2 separate regions of the Homo sapiens genome follow, and region 2 is linked to region 1. Evidence: read pairs that join two places in POLR2A ChIA-PET (ENCODE). Cell type or tissue: PC-9. All regions are shown on one strand. Each heading gives the region's core, and the rest is flanking DNA. Links, peaks and the distances in the headings are about the cores only. Region 1 has its middle 55 kb from the start of LINC-PINT. Region 2 has its middle 110 kb from the start of LINC-PINT.

What was found. ChIA-PET counts read pairs that join two places held together with the same protein. Peaks named below come from ENCODE experiments on the same cell type or tissue, not always from the same donor. Only the 100,000 strongest peaks of a DNase experiment are listed, where the experiment ranks them.
Region 2: POLR2A ChIA-PET joins it to region 1 with 13 read pairs; 5 of 35 experiments call an interaction of 5 or more read pairs at or near these places.

What each region holds. Positions count from the first base shown.
Region 1 is chr7:131,158,359-131,171,316 of GRCh38, reverse strand. It overlaps a transcript of MKLN1 not described here. Among named protein-coding and RNA genes, the nearest start is that of LINC-PINT, 55 kb to the right of the region's middle. RefSeq lists an enhancer at 6,269-7,468. In PC-9, for the core only: no CTCF peak of the experiment used is centred there; DNase peaks (open chromatin) are centred at 5,087 and 6,556; H3K4me3 peaks cover 1,753 bases; H3K27ac peaks cover 4,500 bases.
Region 2 is chr7:131,209,387-131,222,344 of GRCh38, reverse strand. It overlaps a transcript of MKLN1 not described here. Among named protein-coding and RNA genes, the nearest start is that of LINC-PINT, 110 kb to the right of the region's middle. RefSeq lists a silencer at 1,109-1,309 and an enhancer at 3,193-3,262. In PC-9, for the core only: no CTCF peak of the experiment used is centred there; no DNase peak of the experiment used is centred there.

The sequences.
Region 1 (12,958 bases), core at 2,390-10,389:
GCATTTAATAAACCTATACAGTTTTTGTTTTGCTTCATTTTTAGGTAAGTGGGGTTACAGTATACACTCTGTCCTGTGGCTAGCTTTCTCCTCTTCAAGACCTATATTAAGTTTCCTCTCTCTCCCCAGAAACCTCCCTCACCATTTCAGCATCCAATGACCTCCTCCCTGTAACCCTGCCTTGGATTTCAAACACTTGGTATCCTTGGAACCCTATTGGCTTCTGATTCATCTCTTTATGATGTCGGGTTGTTTAACTTTTTTATGTGTGTCTTATCACTGACATGTAAAATCTTTGAGGGGAGGAATGTTATCTTGATCTTTTGCAGCATTTAGAACTGCCCAAAATGGGTCTCCAGCCTGATTTTATTGAGTAAGTGAACTTTAGGTTTCCCATTTCCTGATCTAAGATGGGAAAGCTCTGCTCCAATGCAGGGAAAAATTAAAATGTACTATGATGAAGTACTTCAGCGTTTTCATGCACTCTCCTAAGAATTCTCTCAATCTGTTGTACATGGTGGGTTTGTGGATTTCTATTAATATAAATCAGTTGAGAAGTGCAGCAACTTTGTGAGAAGCCAGAGACCCCAGGCAAAAACTTTTCTTCTCTGACCTGTCAGACCAAGGACAGCTCCATGAGTTACAAACCCTCAGAGATGAAATCATCACAGAGTGAAAGGGAGGTTTACAGCACAGGCTGATGTGGGAAAAGGTTGTGAGGGAAGCACCAACTAGCCAAGGGGAACCCACTCTCTCAGATGTTTCAGACTTTTAAAATTTCAGCTCTCACTGAACCAGCTTTCCAATGGAATTAGTCACTGGTATAACAGCCACAGCAATTCAAAAGGCCTTTCATTTTTCCTTTTAAATTAAAGCTGTAAAGTCGAACTTGAAATTCCTTCAAAAAATGTTATTTTCTCAGCATCACAGAGAAGGCAAAACAGCCAATATAACATATCCGTGTTTTATGTTAAATGCTGTCCCTTGAACAAGTTACTTAATCTTTCTATGCCTCAGTTTCTTTATCTAAAAATGAGTATAACATTTGTGCCTACTTTATAGAATTTTGAGCATTAAAATGAGATAATTTAGTGCAGTATGCAGTGAAGGCTGGCTCACAGTAAATTCTCAAAATTGTTAGCTATGATGAGGGTGATCATGTTATGACTCCTCAAGTCTATGTCAGCAGCTACAATGGCTCGCTCTCTCTCTCCCTCTCTCTTTCTTTCATAAAGATAGGGTCTGCTGTGTTATCCAACAGTGCAGTGGCATGATCGTAGCTCACTATAGCCTCAAACTCCTGGGCTCAAGCGATCCTCCCACCTCAGTCTCCCAAGTAGTTAGGATTACAGGTGTCAACCACCATGCCTAGGTGAAAGGGTTTTCTATGTGAGACTTTAGCCAAAGCAGGCATACAAGAACACCGTTGAGCTGTAATAATGGTGAACATTATGAACAATATTTCTTGGGAAATTCTATTTAATTCCTTCATCCCCATTACAGTGAATTTGCTTAGAATCTTTATTCAACAGACTATTGCTTGAAAATAAATGAGTTATTAAATGGAAAAATCTCTTCTTGTGAAAAATTTTCTCTAAAATCCTATTAGTCCTAACTAGATAATACATTCCTTTTGACATCTTACATGTCTGCTATTAATAATCTCAATTCGTAAGTCTAACTAACCAGTTGAAAGGATCTAACTTAATTAAGAATTTTGCTTTATCAAAAAATTTTCTATTGTCTCAAAAAAGAGCTTCCAGATCCTTCAAAAGAGGCCATTAATCAAAGCAGATAAAATTAGTTTTAGTTACTAAATAAATACTTAGAATACTGCAGATAATCAAAGTAGTTAAAATTAACAGTCAAACTGTTAATTTTGTGGTCTCAAATAGTTATCGAGACACTGTAGACATTGCAGAAAAAATCTGAAGCAATGAGCTGGTTAACTCAGATACAACGATATTTGGGGCATCAATTGATTACGAGTTTCAGATTGAATTATTCTGTTATTCAATTGTTCACTTAGGCAATGCCTATATAATAAGTTAACTTAGGCTATCTTAATAATTGATGTGTGTTTGTTAGTGTATTGGCTAAGGACATAGGACTTTAGATGAGAAAATGAGGGTTTCAGCCAGACACGGTGGCTGGCCGGGCGAGGTGGCTCACACCTGTAATCCCAGCACTTTGGGAGGCCAAGGAGGGCAGATCACTGAGGTCATGAGTTGGAGACCAGCCTGGCCAATAGGGTGAAACCCGTCTTACTAAAAATACAAATATTAGCCAGGCGTGGTGGTGGGTGCCTGTAATCCCAGCTACTGGGGAGGTTAAGGCACACGAATTGCTTGAACCCAGGAGGTGGAGGTTGCGGTGAGCCAAGATTGCACCACTGCCCTCCAGCCTAGGTGGAAGAGCTAGATGCTATCTCAAAAAAAAAAAAAAAAGAAAACAACGATTTAAATTTCAATTTGGTAACTTCCTACATAAGTGAACTTGGACAAATTATTTAACCTTTCTAAGCCTCAGTTTTCTTATCACTAAAACGTAATACTTATTTTGCTGGCTTGCAAGGGTAAAATGAGGTAATATACATAAAGAAAATATACATAAAGAAAATATACATAAAGGCTTAACTGGCACTTAGTAGGTAGACATTGAATTAATTCTTTTCCTTTTTAAGTCACTTCAGTTTCTCAGCCATGATATTATAATAAATAAGTAAATACATAATATGTCAGGTGGTGGTAAGCGCTACAGAGAACAGCAAAGTGGGAATCCTTAATGTCTACCAGTGGGGACAGGGGTAGCTAGGATGAGAAAAATAGAGGGGGACATTAATATGGTGGCTTAGCCTCAATCCATGCATAAAGATTGTCAAGGTGCATGGGGGCAAGTTGTGTGGCTTTTTTTTAAAGCCTTTATTGTTTCATAATTGTGTCCTTCATAATCAGGCAGACACAGCCTAAAATTATACAGGAAGAGTGGCAAAGAGGAAGGAGTCAGGAGTGAGAAAGCGGAGGAATGAGGCATGGGAGGCTAATGAGCTGTAGGGCCAGCCATTGATGTCAGGATCCTCAGAACTAAAAGTAGAAGCCACAGCCTGGAGACTCACACTTACCACTGATACCCAACAATGCCATCTAGATGGTGGTGAGTTAGTTGTAACAGCAGTTTCTTTTGAGTATTTTAAAAAATGATTATTATAAAAAATTAAATAGCACATTACAGAAAGGATATAACCTAAATACAGAAAACTGAAAAGATTTAGGAAAAATAAGTCACCAATAATTCCATTAGCCTAATTCATTTAATATCAGCATTTGGGTTAATTTCCTCCTAGTCCTTTTTCAGGTGTATATTTAAAGATACGTGAAATCACACTGTATACAGTTGTGGATCCTGTTATTTTAAGTATAACATTGTCTCATAGCATTTTCCTTGTTGCTAACCAGCCTTTCATAACTATCCTTTTAACAAGTGAATAATATATCATTAAGTAAATGAACAGTAATTTACTTAATTTAACTATCTCTGTATATTGTTAGATGTTTAGAATCTTTCCAATTTCTTGATATCATAAATATCACATTAGTATACATTTTTCTGTGTGTTTTCTTTTCCACATTATTTTTTTTTTTTTTTGAGACAGAGTCTTGCTCTGTTGCCCAGGCTGGAGTGCAGTGGTCCCATAACAGCTCACTGCAGCCTCAACCTCCCAGGCTCAGGTGATCCTCTCACCTCAGCCTCCTGAGTAGCTGCGACCACAGATATGTGCCATCATACCTGGTTAATTTTTTATATTTTATAGAGACAGAGTCTCACCATGTTGCCCTAGGCTGGTCTTGAACTCCTAGGCTCAGGCAATCCTCCTGCCTCAGCCTCCCAAAGTGCTGGGATTACAGGCATAAGCCACCATACCTGGCCTTCTTTTCCACATTTTAGATTATCTTCTTAGAATTGACTTTCAGAATTTTCAAAACATAAAACGTTGCAGGAGATGGACATTTTATGACTCTTTATACTTACTGCCAAATTGCTTTTCAAAGGGATTATAACAATGCCCAGTCCCAAGAATGGTGTAATGGTGTACTCATGAGGTAGCAAACCTCATCATACCCTTGAAAACAGTGGATCATTTCATTAATTTTTTTTTTTTACAGCTTCAGTTTCCAGGTTGTGATATAAGCAAGTAAACAAATAGTATGTCAGATGCTGATCAGTACAATGGGGAAGAGGAAACTGGAGAGAGGGGATGTGGCGGGGGAAGTGTTGCTGTTCTGTACAGGATGATCAGGAAAGGCCTTTCTAAAAAGATGATACTTAGGCCGGACGCAGTGGCTCACACCTGTAATCCCAGCATTTTGGGAGGCCATGGCAGGCAGATCACCTGAGGTCAAGAGTTTGAGATCAGCCTGGCCAACATGGTAAAATCCCATCCTGTCTCTACTAAAAATACAAAAAGTAGCCCAGCATGGTGGTGGGCACCTGTAATCCCAGCTATTGGGGAGGCTGAGGCAGGAGAGTCACTTGAACCCAGGAGACGGAGGTTGCAGTGAGCCGAGATCGTGCCACTGCACTCCAGCCTGGGCAACAAGAGCGAAACTCTGTCTCAAAAACAAAACAAAACATATTTGAATAAGAGCCAAAAGAAGTGAGGGATTAAGGTGTAAGAACTGCCCGAGGAAAGAGGGTTTCAGGCAGAGAAAACACTAAGAAAGGCCCTAAGACAGACCCATGTCGGGCAATGTTTGGGGAACAGCAAGAAGGCCAGGGTGGCAGTGCCCAGCGAGAAGCGGGTAAGGAAGGAGATGAGCTCAGAGGCAATGTGGGCAGCCAGGCCATTGAAGGCTTTATCAGCCATTGTAAGGATGTTTCTTTTACTCTGAGTAAGATGAGAAGGCATTGAAGGGTTTTGAGCAGAGGGGATTTGGGAATTGGCCTGTGTTTTATATGATTACGTTAGCCAGTGTGTTCGGAATGGGCTAAATGTGCTCGAAATCAAACTCAGCATCTTTCCCGGCAAACCTCCTACAGTCTCAGCATCTCCATCCTCTGACTCACCAATGCTCAAAACCATAGTAATCTTTTACATCCCAAAACCAATTGTCGCCAAGCTCTGTCAATACTCCCTCTGGAATGTCTCTTGCATTTGCCTTCTCTGTCCATTCCTACCGCCAAAAGCCTACCATAATCATTTTCTTTTTTTTTTGAAACAGAGTCTCCCAGGCTGGAGTGCATGGGCATGATCACAGCTCATTGCAGCCTCGACCTCCCAGGTTCAAGCAGTCCTCCCATCTCAGCCTCCTGCACAGCCGGAACCACAGGTGCACACTGCCACTCTCAGCTAACATTTGTATTTTTTGTAGAGATGGGGTTTCGCCATGTTGCCCCGGCTAGTCTCGAATTCCTGGGCTCAAGCGATCTGACTGCCTTGGCCTCCCAAAGTGCTGGGATTACAGGCATGAGCTACCGTGCCTAGCCCCATAACCGTTTTCTAACTCATCTCCCGGCCTTCTACCTTTCTGCTCACCCTCGTACCACCCGGTGCCGCTAGAACAATCTTCCTAGCAAAGCTGATCACTCGTGTTATCTTATTTGTCTCCCTGCTCTTCACCACTCAAAAGGTCTAAATTCTTCAGACTGGAATTCAAGCCCTACCACAATTTGATCTTAATCTAGTGCTCAAAACTTATCTCCCATTGTTTTATTCAGAATTAACTGTGCCTTCCTAACAAGTTCCTTGAACCAGCTCTGTACTTTATTACTGTACATTTTTGCTTACATCGTCTCCACTTCCCTACACCTTCTGTGTAAAACACTCTTCCCTTGGGCCGGGCGTGGTGGCTCACGCCTGTAATCCTAGCACTTTGGAAGGCCGAGGCGGGCAGATCACAAGGTCAGGAGTTCGAGACCAGCCTGGCCAACATGGTGAAATTCTGTTTCTATTAAAAATACAAAAAATTAGCCAGGCATGGTATCGCGTGCCTGTAATCCCAGCTACTCAGGAGGCTGAGGCAGGAAAATCGCTTGAACCTGGGAGGCAGAGGTTGCAGTGAGCAGAGATCGCGCCATTACACTCCAGCCTGGGCAACAAGAGTGAAACTCTGTCTCAAAAAAGCAAAAGAAAACAACAACAACGAAAACACCCTTCCCTCAAAGCCCCACCCAGAAATCCTACCCACACTTCCGGGATCCCAAATATCACTTTCTTCATGAAGCCATCCCCACTCTCCCTGGCTGGAATGATGTTTTTTTTCTTCTGTGCCCCATAAGTTCTATTCCACTACTCACACATTCTGTACCACATTATACTATCATTTTGTGAATATACTTTCCTTCCTGCCAGGTGATAAGCTCCTTGAGGATCCGTGTCTTGTTCATCGTTGTTGCTCCTACAGCACTTATTTCAATGCCTTGAACATAGTAGGTTTCCAAGAAAGGTTTGTGGACTTGAATTCTCCAGGGCCTTGTTGCCAATTTGTTCTTGCAACAGAACTAGAATTCAGGTCATCTGATTCCCAGCTCCCTATCCCTTTCCCAATACCATTCTCTCTCTGTCTTCCTTCTATGATTCATTGTCATCTCATCTGAATGACATTTGAAACCGCTAAGGAATTTTATGGAAGAGTGACTAAACAAAAAACAAATGCTGGAATGTATTTTCCATGTAGCTATTTAAGCCAAAGTGAACCTAATGAAGGGGCACTAAAAATCTGATCCTGAATAAAAAATAAAATAGAAACAAACAACAAAAAAAATGGCACATATATGTCTAGAAACGTTTTAGCTTCTTAGGGCTTGATTTTTGGCTTGCATTAATCTTATAGGAGTCCAGTTGCCATGTTTCTTGGTAAGCTATAAAGTTGTAGTCTGGGGGAAGAAATAAAAAACAAATAAGTGGCCGGGTGTGGCAGCACACACCTGTAATCCTAGTACTTTGGGAGGCCAAGGCAGGCAGATTGCTTGAGATCAAGGTTTTGAGACCAGCCTGGCTAACATAGTGAGACCACATCTCTACCAAAAAAGATACAAAAATTAGCTAGGCATGGTGGTGTGTGCCTGTAGTCCCAGCTACTCAGGAAGCTGAGTTGGGAGGGTTGCTTGAGCCCAAGGAGCAGAGGTTGCAGTGAGCTTAGATCTTGCCACTGCACTCCAGCCTCAGTGACAGAGTGAGACCCTGTCTCAAGAAAAAACAAAAACAAAAACAAAGCAAGTAAGTCTATTTTTCTGTTTAAAAGCTCTTAGCAACATTTTTAGCCCCTAATAATATGAGAGGGTTTAAACATTTGGGAACGAGGCCCTGTGGCAAAGCTTAATTTGCAATTATTCCAATCCTCCCCCTGCCTTCCCAACTTGGAAAAATAGCCCAAGGAGCTACTGTTCTAAACTGGGCATCCTCTTCGGTATTTGAAGTTTAAAAAGTAAATTATACCCGTGATACATGTTATATACAAGTATAATATATGTAAAATGCAAATAAAATTGTCATAGCATTTAACAACTAGTAATCGTTAGCATTAATGATATACACACGAGAGTTACTTGTGAGCGAAGAACACTGATGCCCTTAGGAAAAAGAAGATTTTACCAAGTTAAAATATATATTTTAGAGAATGGTTTAATATTTTAGAGAATGGCTTAATATTTCAGAGAATGGTTTCTCTCCTTGACAGTTTTGTCTCTCCTCTCCACTGAAACTTAGAAGAGGGCAGGATTGCTGTGAAGAATGTCCTATTGAGGTTTTCACAAATTCGAATGAAATGGGATGAAATTAAAACCCTCCACTTTACAGGGAAAAGGGATGAAAATGAAGCACTCATTCATCTCAGTCTACTCCATCTCAATCTGAATGTTACAGCAGAGGCTGACCTGTGAATCTAATGTCAATTGTGATAGAATCGTAGAAATGAAAGCAAGCTCTGAAATAGTTCCTTCTACCTTCGATCCTCAGTGGGTGAGCCCCGAACCATTACAAACAGGAGTTAGTATTTAAGAAACTTTCTCATAGGCAATTTCCTCCAACTGCACCCTAAATTCTACTTTACAGAACTTCATAGACCATTTTTCCTGTGCTCTACAATGAAGATATGAAAACAGCCTTTTGCCACAGCTAATGATCCTAACCATTTTTCTATCACTTGGGTTACATTTCTGGACTATGGGGAGACAGCCTAGAGCAATGGGTAAGAATTCAGAATTGGAGACAGAGTTGCGCTTAAGCCACAGCTGTATGATCATAGGTAATTGACTTAAGCGCTCTAAGCTTCAATTTCCTCACCCATAATAGAAGGATGATAATACCATCCAGCTGATAAGATAACTGTGAGGACTTGTCTAGAACCAGTGCTGTCCAATAGAAACATAATGGAAGCCACAATGTGAGCCACATGTGTGATTTAACATTTTCTAGTAGCCCATTAAGAAAAGTAAAAAGAAATAGGCAAAATTAATTTTAGTGCTATATTTTACTTAACTCATGTCCAAAATATCATTTCAACATGTAAAAAATGTTCATGAGTATTTTACATTCTGTTTTTTGCACTAAGTTTTCGAAGTCCAATGTGTATTTCACACGTACAGGTTGAGCATCTCTTATTCGAAATGCTTGGGACCACAAGTATTTCGGATTTCAGATTTTGGAATATCTGCATATACATAAATGAGATATCTCGGGAATAAGACCCAAGTCTAAATTCAAAAATCATGTGTGTTTCATATACATATTATACACATGGCCTGAAGGTAATTTTATATAATACTGTTAATAATTTTGTGCATGAAACAAAGTTTTTATCAATCGAATGATCAGAAACCAAAGGTGTCACTATCTCAACCACCCATGGGACAATCTGTGCTTGTTTGGCAACATCATTCCTGACGCTCATTTATGTGCTACTGATAAGCAATCATTTTCTCACGTTTATTTAGACATAAGTACTTAACAGTAAAAAATATAACACACCATGAGCGTGTTGGTTCATTCCTATAATTCCAGCATTTTGAGAGGTCCAGGTGGCTGAATCACTTGAGGCCAGGAGTTCGAGACCAGCCTGGCCAACATGATGAAACCCCGTCTCTACTAAAAATACAAAAATTAGCCGGGCTTGGTGGTGCACGCCTGTAATTCCAGCTACTCCAGAGGCTGAGGCAGGAGAACTGCTTGAACCCAGGAGGATCGCTTGAACTCAGGAGGCGGAGGTTGCAGTGAGCCTAGATCGTGCCACTGCACTCCGGCCTAGGTAACAGAGTGATATACATATATATATGTGTGTGTGTGTATATATATATATATATTTGTATATCACTCTGTTACATATATATATATATATATATATATATATATATATATACACACACACACACGTATATATATGTGTATATATGTATATATAACATACTATTAAAATAGTGAAAAAAACAATGTGTTCAGAGTTACTAATCAGCACAGCAGCATCCCTTAGAATACCTGTGTCACGGCCAGGCATTGTGGCTCACGCCTGTAATCCCAGCACTTTGGGAGGCCGAGGCGGGCGGATCACGAGGTCAGGAGATCGAGACCACGGTGAAACCCCGTCCCTACTAAAAATACAAAAAATTAGCTGGGCGTGGTGGCGGGCGCCTGTAGTCCCAGCTACTCGGGAGGCTGAGGCAGGAGAATGGCCTGAACCCGGAAGGCGGAGCTTGCAGTGAGCCGAGATCGCACCACTGCACTCCAGCCTGGGCGACAGAGCGAGACTCCGTCTCAAAAAAAATAAAAAATAAAAAAAGAATACCTGTATCACTTGCTAAACAGCAGCAATAGCAGAGAACAGCAGGCTTTGTCACCACCAACAATGCCACTTGTAGCATCATAGTCCTCAAAAAGTTTTGGATTTTGGAGCATTTTATATTTTGAATTTTTAGATTAGGGATACTCAACCTGTATAGCATACCTTAATTCAGACTAACCATATTTCAAGCGCTTGATAGCCACATGTGACCCGTGGCTACCATACCGGAGAGTGCAAGTCTAGGAAAAAGGCTGTGACTCATTTAGCATTATGCTAGGCATAGAGAATTCTACAAAATCATCATGGATGTTATTGTTAGAGGACTGTGTAATCTTCTCAAAGCATTCACTTCTCTAGACTGACCCTGTCTGTCCTGCTCTTAGAAGTACCTGGAGAGGTTCCACTGCTCAAGCTTGAGCTCTTTAGTTACTTTAAGGGGTACTTCCTTATGGTCACTCCCCATCTATTGTATGGAGAAGGCGACCAAAAGTGGCCTCCGTGGGGGTTCTGCATAGAAAATACACACATGGAGTGTCAATGACCTTCAGGGTACTGACTTATGAAACCCCAAGAAGGAGACACCATCATATTGATAGGACAGGATAGGACATTTGCTAAAGCAACCACTTGCTCCTATACTTCTCCCCTTCTGAGTAGAGAGGCTTAGCTAAGTAATACATGTGATCAAAAGTTGATTTGTTAAATTAAACATAGGGCCAGGTGCGGTGGCTCATGCCTGTAATACCAGGACTTTGGGAGGCTGAGACAGGTGGATTGCTTGAGCTTAGGAGTTTGAGACCAGACTGGTCAACCTGGTGAAACCCTGTCTCTACAAAAAATGCCAAAAAAAAAAAAAAAAAAGCACAGTGTGGTGGCACATGCCTATAGTCCCAGCTACTCAGGAGGCTGAGGTGGGAGAATAGGCTAAGCCTGGGAGGCAGAGGTTGCAGTAAGCCAAGATCGCACCACTGCACTCTAGCCTGAGTGACAGAGTGAGACCCTGTCTCAAAATAATAATAATAATAATAATAATAATAATAATAATAATAATTAATAATAATAATAAAATAAGTTAAACATAGAGTTCCCTTACAACTGAATAATTCTCCTAGGTATGTACCCAAGAAAATTATAAAATGTACATTTCCACAAAAGCTTGTACACAAAGGTACACAGCAGCATTATTTACAATAGCCAAGAAATGGAAACCACCCAAATGCCCAAGAGCTGATGAATGGATAAACAGCATGTGGTATATTCATACAATGGAATCTTTTTCAGCCACAACAAGGAATGAAGGACTGATACAATATGGATGAACCTTGAAAACATTATGCTCAGTGAAAGAAGCCAGTCACAAAAGGCCACATATTACATGATTCCATTTATATGAATATTTACATTAGGCAAATCCATAGAGCCAGAAAGCAGATAAGTGGTTGCCAGGGTCTGTGGTTAGGAGAGAATTGAGAGTGACTCTACCAGGCATGGGAGTTTTTTTTTTCTAGGATGACGGAAGTGTTCTGGAGCTAGGCTCGGGCTCTGGAGCCAGGCAGCCTGTGTGAAAGCCCAGGTCTCATTACTCATTCGCTTTGTGACTTTGAGCCATGTTCCTACCTCTTCTGTGCCTCAGTTTCCCTTTACAATGACGATGATAAGAGTGCCTGGGCTTGTTATGAGGATTCAGATAGTTAACATATGTAAAGTGCTCAGGAGAATTTCTGGCCAGTGGTATATACTATTTTTTTTCCCATTATAATGTTTATGACTTTAAGAAAATTGATATATAATAGTCGTACATATTGTTGGGGTACATGTGATATTTTGAAACCTGATAGCTATTTTGAAATATATAATAAATTATAGTCAACTTTAATTTCCCTACTGTACTGCTGAATACTATAATTTATTTCTACTATCTAATTCTATGTTTGTACCCATTAGCCAACATCCCTTCCTCCCCCACTCCCCCTTCCCTTCCCAGCCTCTGGTAACCACCATCCTACTCTCCACCTCCATGAGATCCACATTTTTAGCTCTCAGATATGAGTGAGAACATTTGATATTTGTCTCACTGTGCCTGGCTTATTTCACTTAACAAAATGACCTCCAGTTCCATCCATGTTGCTGCAAATGACATGATTTCATTTTTTAAATGGCTGAATAATAGTCCATTGTATGTGTGTGTCTGTGTGTGTGTGTGTGTATCCACATTTTCTTTATCCATTCATCTGTTGATGGACACTTAGCTTGTGTGATAGATATTTCATAAGTGAACCTGATCAGCCTGTCCCCCACCCTTGCTTATTTCTGTCCATAGCATTAGTCACTTTCTTTTTCTTTTTTTCTTTTTGAGACAGGGTCTCTCTGTTGTCCAGGCTGAAGTGCAGTGGCACGATCTCGGCTTACTGCAACCTCCACCTCCGGGCTCAGGCGATCCTCTCACTTCAGCCTCCCTAGTAGCTAGGACTACAGGTGTGCCACCACACCCAGCTAATTTTTTTTTAAATTTTTTTGTAGAGACAAGGTTTCACCATGTTGCCCAGGCTGCATTCATCACTTTCTAACCTACCCTATAATAACTTGCTCATATATGTTGCTTGTAGCCCATCAACCCCTACTAGAAGGCAGGGATCTAATCTATTTGTATGCTGCTAGATTCCAAGCACCCCAAACAGTGGCTAGCACAGACAATGCACCCCATCACACTTTCTGAGTGAATGAACAAATGGTTGGCAATTCTGGCCAATGGCACTGGGCAGCCTGGATGGAAATGAGATGCACCTTTCACTGAACAGTTTTTGCACCATTTTCTATTCTACCATGTGCTCAGTCCTTTTCATAAAGGTGAAAAGTGAAAAATGAAATACAGAAAATAAGAATACTTGACCTGAGGGAGAAGCTGGTGGCATTAAACAGTAAGACTTTAGGCATCAGTGGAAAGTGTGTGATCTAGAGAAAAAAGTGAGGATGTGACTGCGGGTCACCTTTAGACTTTTAACCCCTGAGTAAAGAGTGGAATGACACCTCAGGAATGGCACTCAGTCCTACTCTTGAAGCACAGTATGTACACAGGTTAATAAGAAGTTTGTTTGTTTGTTTGTTTGTTTGAGATGGAGTTTCACTCTGTAGCCCAGGCTGGAGTGCAATGGCGTGACCTCAGCTCACTGCAACATCTGCCTCCC
Region 2 (12,958 bases), core at 2,108-10,107, 51 kb before region 1:
AAACCAGAGAAGTAACAGCTGGGTAACTCTGAGCAAGTCCTTAACCTCTCTGGGCTTCAGTTTCCTTTTCCTCATCCATAAAATTCAGACAATAGTAGTTCTTAGCTCACAGGGTTGTTGTAAGGATTAAATGAGTTAATATTTAAAAATACTTAGAGGCCAGGCACAGTGGCCTGTAATCCCAGCACTTCGGGAGGCCGAGGTGGGCAGATCACTTAAAGTGATCACTAGATCACCCTAGCCAACATAGTGAAACCCCATCTCTACTAAAATTAGCCGGGCATGGTGGTGCATGCCTGTAGTCCCAGCTACTCAAGAGGCTAAGGTAGGAAAATTGCTTGAACCCAGGAGGCGGAGGTTGCAGTGAGCCGAGATCACACCACCACAATCCAGCCTGGGCGACAGAGCAACACTCCATGTCAAAATAAATAAATAAATAAAATAAAAGCACTTAGAACAGTGTCTGAACAGTGTCTGTCACACAGCAAGAACTATTTAAGTGTTACATTTAAAAAGTGGCAAGAGGCCGGGCATGGTGACTCATACCTGTAATCCCAGCACTTCGGGAGGCTAAGGTGGGTGGATCACCTAAGGTCAGGAGCTCGAGACCAGCCTGGTCAACATGGTGAAACCCCACCTCTACTAAAAATACAAAAAAAAAAAAAAAAAATTAGCCGGGTGTGGTGGCACACACCTGTAATCCCAGCTACTCAGGAGGCTGAGGCAGGAGAATCATCCAAACCAGAAGACGGAGGTTGCAGTGAGCCTAAATCATGCCACTGCCCTCCAGCGTGGGTGATGGAGCCAGACTTCGGTCTTTAAAAAAAAAAAAAAAAAAAAAAGTGGCATGATCAAATCTCCAGAATGGAAACCTCAGTTGGTTCCATGATTCACCCAGTCTAAGGAGGTCTTCCATTGGCTCTGTCCTGCACTTACCCTCTCAGCATACTGGCATGAGGAGGTTGGAAGATGCCTGGACACCTTTCTCCTCCAGCACTAGGCAGGGCACCTCTGCTCTACTCTGCTTCTTGGCCATGTGCACGCCCAGGGCCATGAACCAACAATGGGGAGCTCCACCCAGGGCTTGGACCAGAAATGGGCATCCCTCAATTCAAACCCCGCAGGCCCTTTCCAGGCTCCATGTCTGTACTGTCACCAAGTGTTGCAACTCAACCTGTCCATCACGCATACTGTGCACCAAGCCAGGGTTACAGAACACAAGGAAAAGCTATTCTTGAGAAAGGTAGGAAAAGCAGATAAAGGTTTGCTGCAAAATCACTGATATGAGGCAGATGGATTAACATGGGAGAAAAGGTATACAAATTGACTTCATATGCATGAAACTACCCACACAGGGTTGACAAGAATTGCATGCCAGGTTCTGGACAGAAATACAGGTATTTCATAGTGCATTCATAGAATATATTACATAATATGTTATATAATATCATTAATTAAATATAAGCATTAATCAGGCTGCACTTTGGCCCACTTCCTTGTTGCTAAAAGTCACTAGATACTGAAGATTTGTACCCTCTCTGTTCCTCCAGACGGGATATCTGACGTCAGAATCAATCATAAGGCTTTTGTTTAAGGATCACTTAAGATGTTTTTTAGACCTCTAATTCTAGCAACCAATTTGAAGACCCCCCACAGAGGAAGAGGATCAGCATGAGCGAATAGCTGCTTCATCTCCCTGTCCCATGATGTCACGCTACACTCTTCTACCAACTGATGACCTCCACACTGGCCCACTCCAAAACCCTTAATAACCCTAACTCCAAATTCCTCCTGGAGATGTGTTTGAGTTTTTCTCCCATCTCCTTGTTCAGTGACCCTATGATTAAACCTCTTTCTCTGCTCCAACCAGGTGTCTCGGTATATTGACTTGCGTGGGCATTGGGCAATGAACCTATTACGGTTACATGTATACAAGGGCCTTCAGAATGAAGATCCAGCTTCCCAATGAGATACAGAAGCTTTGATACCGTCTTGAGGTTACAGAAAAAAATGGGGGCTTGATCCTTATAAAACAGGTTATGGGAGTGGGGAGAAAGAGAATTCTGTTGAGGGGCAATAAATGATTACTAGGGAGAATGATAGGATGGGGACTAGAAATTAACTTGTAAATAGTTTTCATTGGAATAATAAATGAGTGGAAAGACAGGCACTATCTTGTGAAAGGGTCTGTTCATGTGTGGTTACATTCTTGGTCTTCCAAAGAGGGAAAGAAAACAATTGTTCTCCTTGGTAAGACTGATCTCAGGCAGATAAAGGAACTTCAATTTCTTTGGTAGAGATTGGAGGTGAGGGGGGAAGGTCGGAAGGTCAGAGAGACCTTGAGGATTCCTCAGTGCGGCATGTCAGTGCGCCATATTGTGGGATGTTGGTTTCTGAGCCCCACCATAGAGAAACTAGCAGGTGGCAGGAAGAAGGAAGGATCACGTAAGAGGAAACCAAACACACAAGGAAAAAAGTAAAAAGCTGAAGTAAGTATGAGGAAACTTTTTTTGTCTCTCTATTTTTGGCCAAGTGAAAAAAACAAACACAAGAGAATAAACCCAGTGACTAGAATCAGACACAGCCAGTGGAGGGAGGGAACAAAAGCGAGCTGCAGAATTGCAAATCCATGCTAATTACCTCACCCTTCCTCCTGTGCTGGGCTGAACCCAGGGCCCGACAGCCATTTGTACCATGGCCTAATAATGATTTCATTTCACAGACTTCCTCCCACTTTTTTTTTTTCCTTACAAAGTCCATCACAATTCTGTTTTGGGAAGTAGAAACAGTATCTATCTTTAGACAAGTTAAATGCCAAAAGAACTCAGATAAGCATATCTGAGAAGTAAAGAATAGTTGGTGTGACCAGGACAAATTTCAAATCACAAATATTCGAAATTCTTCTCTGTGCCTTGGAGAGAGAAGTGCCTTTGTTTGCTGAATTGGCTCACAGAACGACTTGGCCTTTGTCCTGTTGTGTAGGACACAGGATGGGGCACAGAAACCAAGGGGAGGCAAAATATTTATCAAGTGCCTACTATTATATCAGGCATTCTGCAAGATGTTAGAAATGCCTCTGCCCTCTGGATGCTAACACTATTTTTTTTTTTAACATTTTTAAAATTGTGGTAAAAAATACCCAAAATATAAAATTTGCCATCTTAACCACTTTTAAGTCTACTGTGCATTTGTGTTAAGTGTGTTCACATTGTTGGACCATCAATCTCCAAAATTTTCCATCTTGCAAAACTGAAGCTTTGTACCCATTAAACAACTCTCATTTCTCCTTCCTCCCCCAGCTTCTGGCAACCACCATTCTGCTTTCTGTTCCTAAGAATTGACCATTCTAGATACTTCACATGAGTGTAATCACACTCATAAATTAGTCTCATAAATGAGTCTGAAAGACAGGCACTATCTTGTGAAAGGGTCTGTTCATCTGTGGTTACATTCTTGGTCTTCCGGAGAGGGGAAGAAAATGCTTGTTCTCCTTGGTAAGACTGATCTCAGGCAGATAAAGGAACTTCAATTTCTTTGGTAGAGGTCGGGGGTCGGGGGGAAGGTTGGAAGGTCAGAGAGACCTTGAGGTATTTGTCTTGTTGTGACTGGCTTATTTCACTCGGCATCATGTTCCCAAGGTTCATCCATGTTGTAGCCTGTGTCAGAATTTCCTTTCTTTTTAAGACTGAATAATAATCCATTGTATGCACATACCACATTTTATTTATCCACTGGGAACCACCTATACAAAAATTACGACAGTGAAGGAAATGTAGCATAACTAACTACATCTTGTTTTAACCTCACAGGCTAACTTGCTCATTCCAAGCTAATTATGGGAGGAATTTAGTTCATAGTTTAACTTCAAAACAAAGACGATGATACTTCTTTCCTGAACTAACCCCCTCTACTTGCTCAGGGACCAAAACCACTTTCATATAACTAACGTAAGTCCACAAGGTTAGAATTGTGACAGAGGTCTGAATTCTGCTAAGATATACACATAATTAAACTCTAATCAGTCATTGTTTTATAACTTGCCTTTAAAAACTACTTACTACTCAGGAGTCATGTAGCGAATGGTAACAAGATTTATAACTTTTCCAATTGCCCCTATGGATAACATCATTATTGTAAAACCTAAGAATGGTATTTGAGATATTTTTCAGACCTTGTATTCCGTATGAACCAACTGGCACCACTCAGACCCATAACCTGCACCCGAGAACTGACTCAGTGCAAGAAAACACTTTCAAGCCCCTATGATTTCATCCCAACCCAACCAATCAGCATTCCCCATTCCCTAGCTCCTGCCTGCCAAACTATCCTGGAAAAACCCTAGCCCTCACATTCTTGGGGAGGCGGATTTGAGAATTATCTCCTGTCCTTCCATTTGGCTGGCCCCACATTTATTAAACTCTTTCTTTGCTGCAGAACCTGCTAGTTTTGCATTGACTTTTCTGGGCAGCAGGCAAGAAGAACCCGGTTGGGCGATTACACATTAATCTGTCATTGGACACTTAGGTTGCTTCCACCTCTTGGCTATTGTGCATAATGCTGCTATGAACACAGGGGTACAAGTATTTCTTCAAACTAACACTCTTTTAAGGAGCCTATCCCATCATATTTTGTTTTGTTTTGTTTTTTGAGACAGAGTTTCACTCTTTCGCCCAGGCTGGAGTGCCATGGCACGATCTCGGCTCACTGCAACGCCTGCCTCTCGGGTTCAAGCAATTTGCCTGCCTCAGCCTCCTGAGTAGCCGGGATTACAGGTGCCCACAACCACACCTGGTTAATTTTTGTATTTTTAGTAGAGACAGGGTTTCACCATGTTGGCCAGGCTGGTCTCGAACTCCTGACCTCAGGTGATCTGCCTGCCTCAGCCTCCCAAACTGTTGGGATTACAGGCGTGAGCCACTGTGCCCAAGCTATCCCATCATATTTGGATGATTTATTTGCCCAACAATCGGCCCAACTGGATTTTTAGTTGCACAGGGATCTGTTTTATTTATCTTTGTATCCCCATTTCCTGTACTGTGTAAGCACATAGTAGGAACTCAATACATATTTGTATTTGTTGAAAAAAATAATTTATTTTTATACTTCTTAGTCACTACTGTTGCAGCTGGCTGTTTTACATATTTTAATAAATAAGTTTTGCAATTTTAATGAATGCTATTTTGATTATATTTATATACTAAGCTAGTTTATATAAGGGGATTCATATAAAAAATATCTAAATCTCAATCAAAATTCACTTTCTAGATGAAATGCCATCGACAATTCCTTCTCACTTATTTTGCTTAAAATCAACTATCATGGTTCTTATTCCTGTCTTTTTAGCCTCTCATTTCCTCAAGCCATGGTACTGCATAGATCCTGAGGGCACTCAATAGGGGGTCTCCTCAGTTCATGGGACATCTTGTTGAATAAAGCCAGGTATGGGCCCAGAGTTTGGTTTGAGTTATTTTCGTGAGGAGGCACAGGATGAAAAAGGCACAGCCCTATCATTGGAGGAACTCACAGTCCTGTGGCTGTCTGGTTAGTAAGAGGCCTCAGTTTTTTCGGGTGCAGAAAATAGTATTTATCTCCATTCCCATTACCCAGGTGACAGACACAGACACAAGTATAGTGTTTACCAAGCACAAGGACCTGAAAGACATTGTAGAAATTGAGTAGCATTGTGTTTGGTGATAATTACTGCATGAAGTGTCGGCAGTAGTAGAAGCTAGTTCTGTAATCCTTTACAAAATAGACATTGAAATTATGATTTCTGGTCAAGGTAGCATTGCTGAACCTTTGAGGCACTCGCTCAGCTCTAAGCACAAAGCAATGGTTATTAAAATATAAAGGAGAAAAATTAAAAGACACAGTTTTCTCCAAATATAATAAACTTTCTTTTTTTTCTTTTTTTTTTTTTTTGAGTCAGAGACTCAGTCTGTCGCCCAGGCTGGAGTGCAGTGGCGCAATGTCGGCTCACTGCAACCTCCGCCTCCTGGTTTTAAGCGATTCTCCTGCCTCAGCTTCCCAAGTAGCTGGGATTACAGGAGTGCGCCACCACGCACTCCTGTATTTTTTGTATTTTCAGTACAGTTTTTTGTATTTTTAGTAGAGAGGGAGTTTCACCATGTTGGCCAGGCTAGTCTTGAACTCCTGACCTCAGGTGATCTGCCTGCCTCTGCCTCCCAAACTGCTGGGATTAGAGGCATGAGCCACTATGCCCAGCCCAAATATAAACTTTTCTTTTGACCGGAAATGCAAAGCAATAAATGGGGCTAAAAACATGGGCCGGTTCGGTTCCAGGTCTGAAAAGAGGCAGGGGATGCTAGAATGGGGCGTCTAGACTCCTTAAAGGGAACTAACAGTGACCTGCATGGAGTGAGGGGAGCGGGTGGTAAACCAGGTTCACTGCTTGAACCTATGGGCTAGACTGAGAGCCCCTATCCCCCCCAAACAAACTGGCTTGTTAGGCTAAATAAGCTGACCGCATGTGGTAATAGGCTTTACATGAAGGAATGATGGGGCAGGAAGAAAGGACACAGACAGGAAACTGGATCAAGCAACTACAGGCCTCCATGACTGAATCCATGGTATCTCCATCATCACAGTAGAGAAAAAGAAAAGACAAACTCTCCTTGTTTGGATAATGTAATCGTTTATGAAGAATATCATACAGACTATCTGAAAATAAAATCAGAATTAAAAAGACAATTCAGGCTGGGCTCAGTGGCTCACATTTATAATCCTAGAACTTTGGAAGGCTGAGGTGGGAGGATTGCTTGAGCCCAGGAGTTCAAGACCAGCCTGGGCAAGATCCCCGGATAATCTAAAAATTAGCTGGGTGTGGTGATGTTTGTCTGTAGTCCCAGCTACCCAGGAGGCTGAGACAGAAGGATCCCTTGAGCCAGAAATTTGAGGCTGCAGTGAGTTATTGTGGTGCCATTGCATACCAGGCTGGGCAATAGCCTGAGACCCTGTCTGTAAAAAAACAACAATTGTCTGGGCACAGAGGCTCACGCCTGTAATCCCACCACTTTGGGAGGCTGAGGTGTGTGGATCACTTATGGTTAGGAGGTCACGACCAGCCTGGCCAACATGGTGAAACCCCATCTCTACTAAAAATACAAAAATTAGCTGGTGTGGTGGTGCATTCCTGTAATCCCAGCTATTTGGTGGGGGCTGAGGTGGGAGAATTGCTTGAACCCAGAAGGCGGAGGTTGCAGTGAGCTGAGATCAAGCGACTGCACTCCAGCTGGGACAACAAAGCGAAACTCTGTCTTGTATGCTGATTGGTATAAGATCAACATACAAAATTCCACTGTAACCCTACATCTCAGTATTTATCACATACAACATTTACTAGCAAACAAAAGATAACATACTTAATAGCCATAAACAATATAGTGTCTAGGAATAAATATAACATGTACTTTTGTATATAAAATATTCTTATGGAAAACATTGCAGAAGATTTGAATAAATGGAAACATATACCATATTCATGAATTAAAACATTCATTATCATAAAGATGTCAGTTCTCCCAAAGTTAATATTTAATTTCAATGCAAACCCAATTTGAAAAATCCCAACCTGATTATGGAACATGGTACAGTGATTACAAAGTCCATGTAGAAAACGAAAGGGTCAAAAATTACATGCATTTGGTGGAAAGTAATAATATACAACTTAGAGTGGCTTAAGCAATAAGAGGTTTATTATTTCAGATTACAGGCTGTCCAGTGATAGGTAGCCCCAATATTGGTTACTTCAACAGCACAGCAGCATCATGGGGACCTGGGACCTTTTCATCTTTCTGCTTAGTTAATCTCTGTGTGCTGGTTTCCAGCTTGTCCCCTCAGAGTGACAAGATGGCTGCTACAGTATCAGCCATCACATTTTTCTCCAACTTTGTACAAACATAGGAAGGGCAAGTCTTTTTCTCATGTACTTTTTTCAGTATGAGGAAAACTTACCCACCCCATCCCAACCCCACTCTAGCACAATTCCACTTAGGTCTCATTGCCAAGACATGCAACAGAAGCCCGTGCCAAAACCAATCCCAAAGGAATGGGATTACTATGACGGGCTTAGACTATGCACTATGGCAGAGGACCCATGAATACTTGAAAATAATTGAGGCTAGAAAGGAGAACGAGGGCTGGGCTCAGTGGCTCATGCCTGTAATCCTAGCACTTTGGGAGGCTGAGGCGGGTGGAAATAATTATATACATATTTCCTGTTTCATGTCACAGTAAGTTTAAGTTGGTTTAAAGACCTAAATATGAACAGTAAAACTTTATACTTCTAGAAAAAAATACAAGACATTATGTTTACACCTTTGGGGTAGGGAAGAACTTATTAAATAAAACATAAAAGTATAAAACATAAAGGAAAATATGGATACATTTTACCACTTTAAAAAAGAGACCATCAAGAAAAAGAAAGCTCAGACTGAGAGGAGATATTTTGCTAGGCATAAAACCATCCATGTGTTAGTATTCAAAAATTATAAAGAACTCATGCGAAGCAATAAGAAAAATAATCAACTATTTCATACCTATAAATTGGCAAAATTTTTAAATTCTGAAAATGCCAAAAATTAGCAAAATGTGGAGAAACAGAACTTTTGGAAAGCAAAATGGTACTGTATATTAATATGAATCCTAAGACCTGTAGTTCCTCCCTTAGGTAAATTGTCTAGACTCATCGTTTTCAACCAAGGGTGATTTTCCCCACCAAGGGAATATTTGGTAATATTTGAAGATATTCTTGGCTGTTAGAGGTGAGGAATTCTGCTCAACATCCTTCCCACAGCAAAGAATTATCTAGTCCAAAATGTCAATAATACAAGGTTGACAGACTCTGGCCTAGAAAAACCTCACATGGTGTGCACCAGAAGACCGGTATTTAAATGTTAATTGCAGCATTGTTTGTTATAGCATCACTGACAACAAACTAAAAACAACCTTCACATCCTTAAGGCAAGAGGAAGGATAAGTAACCTGTATATATTCAAGCAAGAGAATAATGTACAACAATTACAAGTAATGGCTTAGTTCTTTGGGCTGCAATATAAACACATCTAAAAAATAATAATGAATAAAATACACGGCAGAATATTATATACAGCATAATATAGTTTTCCTTTATACTTTACAAACACAAAACAATACTTTGTATTGTTTATGTATATATATGTATAATATAAAAGTATAAAAGTTGCATGGGAATCACGTATTGCAACTTCCAGATAATGGTTACTTTTGTGAAAAGAGGGAAGGAGAAAAATAGAGAAATGAATGTGATTGGCGGTAGGTAAGGGGCCTCAAATGTATTGTAAGACTTTTCACAAACAAACCCTAAATCAAGTAAGTCAAAATTAAGATCTGTTAAGGTAGGTGTTTTTTGTTTTTTTTTTTTGAGACGGAGTTTTGCTCTTGTTGCCCAGGCTGGAGTACAATGGTGCGATCTCGGCTCACCGCAACCTCCGCCTCCCGGGTTCCAGCAATTCTCCTGCCTCAGCCTCAGGAGTAGCTGGGATTACAGGCATGCACCATCATGCCCGGCTAATTTTGTATTTTTAGTAGAGATGGGGTTTCTCCATGTTGGTCAGGCTGGTCTCGAACTCCCAACCTCAGGTGATCCACCCTCCTCGGCCTCCCAAAGTGCTGGGATTACAGGCGTGAGCCACTGCGCCCAGCTAAGGTAGCTGTTTTACACATAGATGTTTGTTAAACTATTTTTCATAGTTTTCTGTTTGCCTGAAATATTTTATAATGAAGATGTTTTGAAATATTTTAAGAACTGCATTTGCAAGAATGAGTATTTCTTATATGTCTAAGGAGCAGAGAGTTGCTGGAAGGAGTCAGTGTTTCTAGAAGACACAGCATCACTCCAAAGGAAGTTAGAGAAGGGAAAAGTGACCTATAGTTAAAGAAGAGTCTATTCATGTAAACACCCTCTCCCAGGGATTCCTGGTAGGAAGAGAATTGACTTTCCTGCTGTGTGAGTGATTGGTAGGCTAAGCCTCTGTCCATGGTCCTATCCCTCTGCCTCAAAACAGCCTTCAGGGAAGGAATTTAGAGGAAGGTTCAAGTTTGCCTTGGAGGAAAGCAGTGAAGTGTCCTGGATAGAGCTGAGAAGTTGAGAGAAGAGGAAACATTTTGGATACAGTATTTAGAAAGAAGTTTCTATTCTCTGCAGTAGGAGCCAGCAGCAGAAAGGATCCTGCAGGACAGCCATTCTTTGTAGTGATGAACAGCTTCAATTGGTGGAGAGAGCTCCGCTTACACTGAGGCCTGCTTGGGAATAATGATACTGTCTTCACTCTGGCATTTCATATTTTCAACAAAGGCCTTCTCATTTCTAATGCTTTTCATCATTTCTCTCCAACACTCCTGTAAGACCATTCAATACTCATCTTTGCTTTTACAGAGATGAGGAGACACTAGTAAAGCTTCTCCAAAGACTTGGAGTCTTTCTATTAACCAATATTTTGACCTAAGCCACTTGGGATACATAAACAGTGAAAGTAACTCAACTGAGAAAGATCTTTTATGAGCCTCCTAGAGTAATCACCCATCTTTTAAAAAGAAACAACATTTCTTGAGATCCCAGGAGGTGTCTGGCACTACACAAAGTGATATGAGCATGAGAGTGCAGAACATAATGTTTGGGAACATAGTGTTCCTCTGGGGACTAAAAAATTAATGCAGATCCAAAACTGTTAAAAAAAAAAAAACACAAGGGTTGGTTGTAATAAATTACAGGAAGACAAAGTGAAAAGCGTAGGGGCAAAAACCCCAAGCATCATGGTAAACTAGGGAGCACAAAAGCAGAATATGATAAGCCAATTAACCTTAGGAGAGTACAGACTCTCAGTAAGGGCAGAATACAAGAGACTTAGCCTTTGAAGGCAATTTTGCAGACTCAGTTACTTGTACACATAGACAATCAATAGATGTTTCTGATGGCCCACTGGCAAATATATACATATATTTGTTTGCTGTAGATGAAGCCCAAGCCATCCTGCATATAATAAAGTATTTAGGAAGAAAATAAGTGGGTTGGCAAACTTTTAATGTACATAACTGGAGACCTAGTTCTGGAAAGCAGCTCTAATGGAAATAGGAGCAATTGGGTTTATAGTTGCTGATTTTTATCAGCAACCAGAAAGTGTGCTAAAAGCTTCATTTGGCCTACTTATAGTTCCCTGGGTAAGTTAGTGGGAAATTTTCACTAGATTATTTGTTATATATCAGGAGAGGAAATACAGCAGTACATGAACACTGTGTCATATAGGTAAGAAGGTATCTTCATAGAAATGTATACTCTAGTCCAGGACAGTGTTGCCCCACCATGGTGATGGAAGATACTTGGTAATGTGGGAACCTGCCTGTTCCTCAGACTGAGCTTTCCCCACCAACCCAGTATACTGTATTTCCTATTTTAACGACTTCAACCCTGCTAACCTATCAATAATAGGGAAGTCAGTCTTATATGTTGATGGTCAGCTTCTAATTTGGTCTCCCTCCTGGCCACTTCAACTTCATTCACTTTTATGCTTAATGCTCCCCTCCCCCCTCCCCTCCCTCCCTCCCTCCCTTCCCCTTTCTCTCTCTCTTTCTCTCTTTCTTTTTCTGAGACAGGGTCTCAGTCGATCTCCCAGGCTGGAGTGCAGTGGCACAAACACAGCTCACAGCAGCCTTGACCTCTCAGGCTCAGGTGATCCTCCCACCTCAGCCTCCCAAGTAGCTAGGACTACAGGTGTGCACCACCATGCCTGGCTAATTTTTTGTATGTTTATTTTTTGGAGATACAGTCTCACTCTGTCCCCCAGGCTGGAGTGCAATGGTACAATCTCAGCTCACTGCAACTTCCACCTCCCAGGTTCCAGCCATTCTCCTGCCTCAGCCTCCCAAGTAGCTGGGACTACAGGTGCACGCTGCCACGCCTGCTAATTTTTTGTATTTTTTAGTAGAGACAGGGTTTCTCCGTGTTGCCCAGGCTGTTCTCAAACTCCTGAGCTCAGGCAATCCACCCTCCTCGGCCTCCCAAAGTGCTGGGATTATAGGCATGAGCCACCATGCCCAGCCAATGCTTCATGTTTTCTAGTGCTATAATCCTATGCTAAGATTTAAAAGGTCTAGAAAATTTTATTCCATTGGAGAAAGGAAGAAATTAGGCAGTCACTTTCACATGAATATCTAATAGGCATCTCAAACCAACATGGTTAGAAGAGTACTCCTGATTCTTTCCCTTAACCTTCTTATATCAAACAACAAGATTTAAACAAATAGTTTTACTTTTTTCATAAACAAGATGTTTGGCAATAGATGATTTCCGGTGTTGACCCAGCTGCTCATCTATACTACCCAGGAATCAGGTAAATTTTTTTTTCTACTTTATCGTACCTCATGTATTGGTCTTTAATCCTCATGTCTTTTGTCTTACAGTCAGAAGATGGCTGCCATAGGTCCAACTATTGCGATGGTATTCCGGACAGCCACATCTATCCCCAGAGGCTTTCACTTAGGGCTTACTAGCCAGAAATGAGTCACCCCTAGCTGCAAAGGAGATGAGGGGATTGAGTATCTAGCAAAAGGGAATGGGATTATTATGACTGAATGACAGCAATCATAATTCATCACTTGAAGCTGGACAAACTGTCATCCTAAACAAAGTCAGGGCTGTGTTAGCAAGGAGGAAGAAAGGAACAGCTATTTGGGAGGGATTTATCAGAGTCTTCTACACTTCTTGTTCCCAGCCAACCTGTCTCACTAAATGGCATCACCATCCACCCAGTGCCCGAGCTGATAACAGAGGACATATCTTTGGTTCCTTTTTCTTATATCTTACATACAAGCCATCGGAAAGTCCCATTGACTCTGCCTTCCACATACACCCCATACACCCAGCGCTCCTCATCTTCACTGCTAGTATCCTAGACCAAGCCGC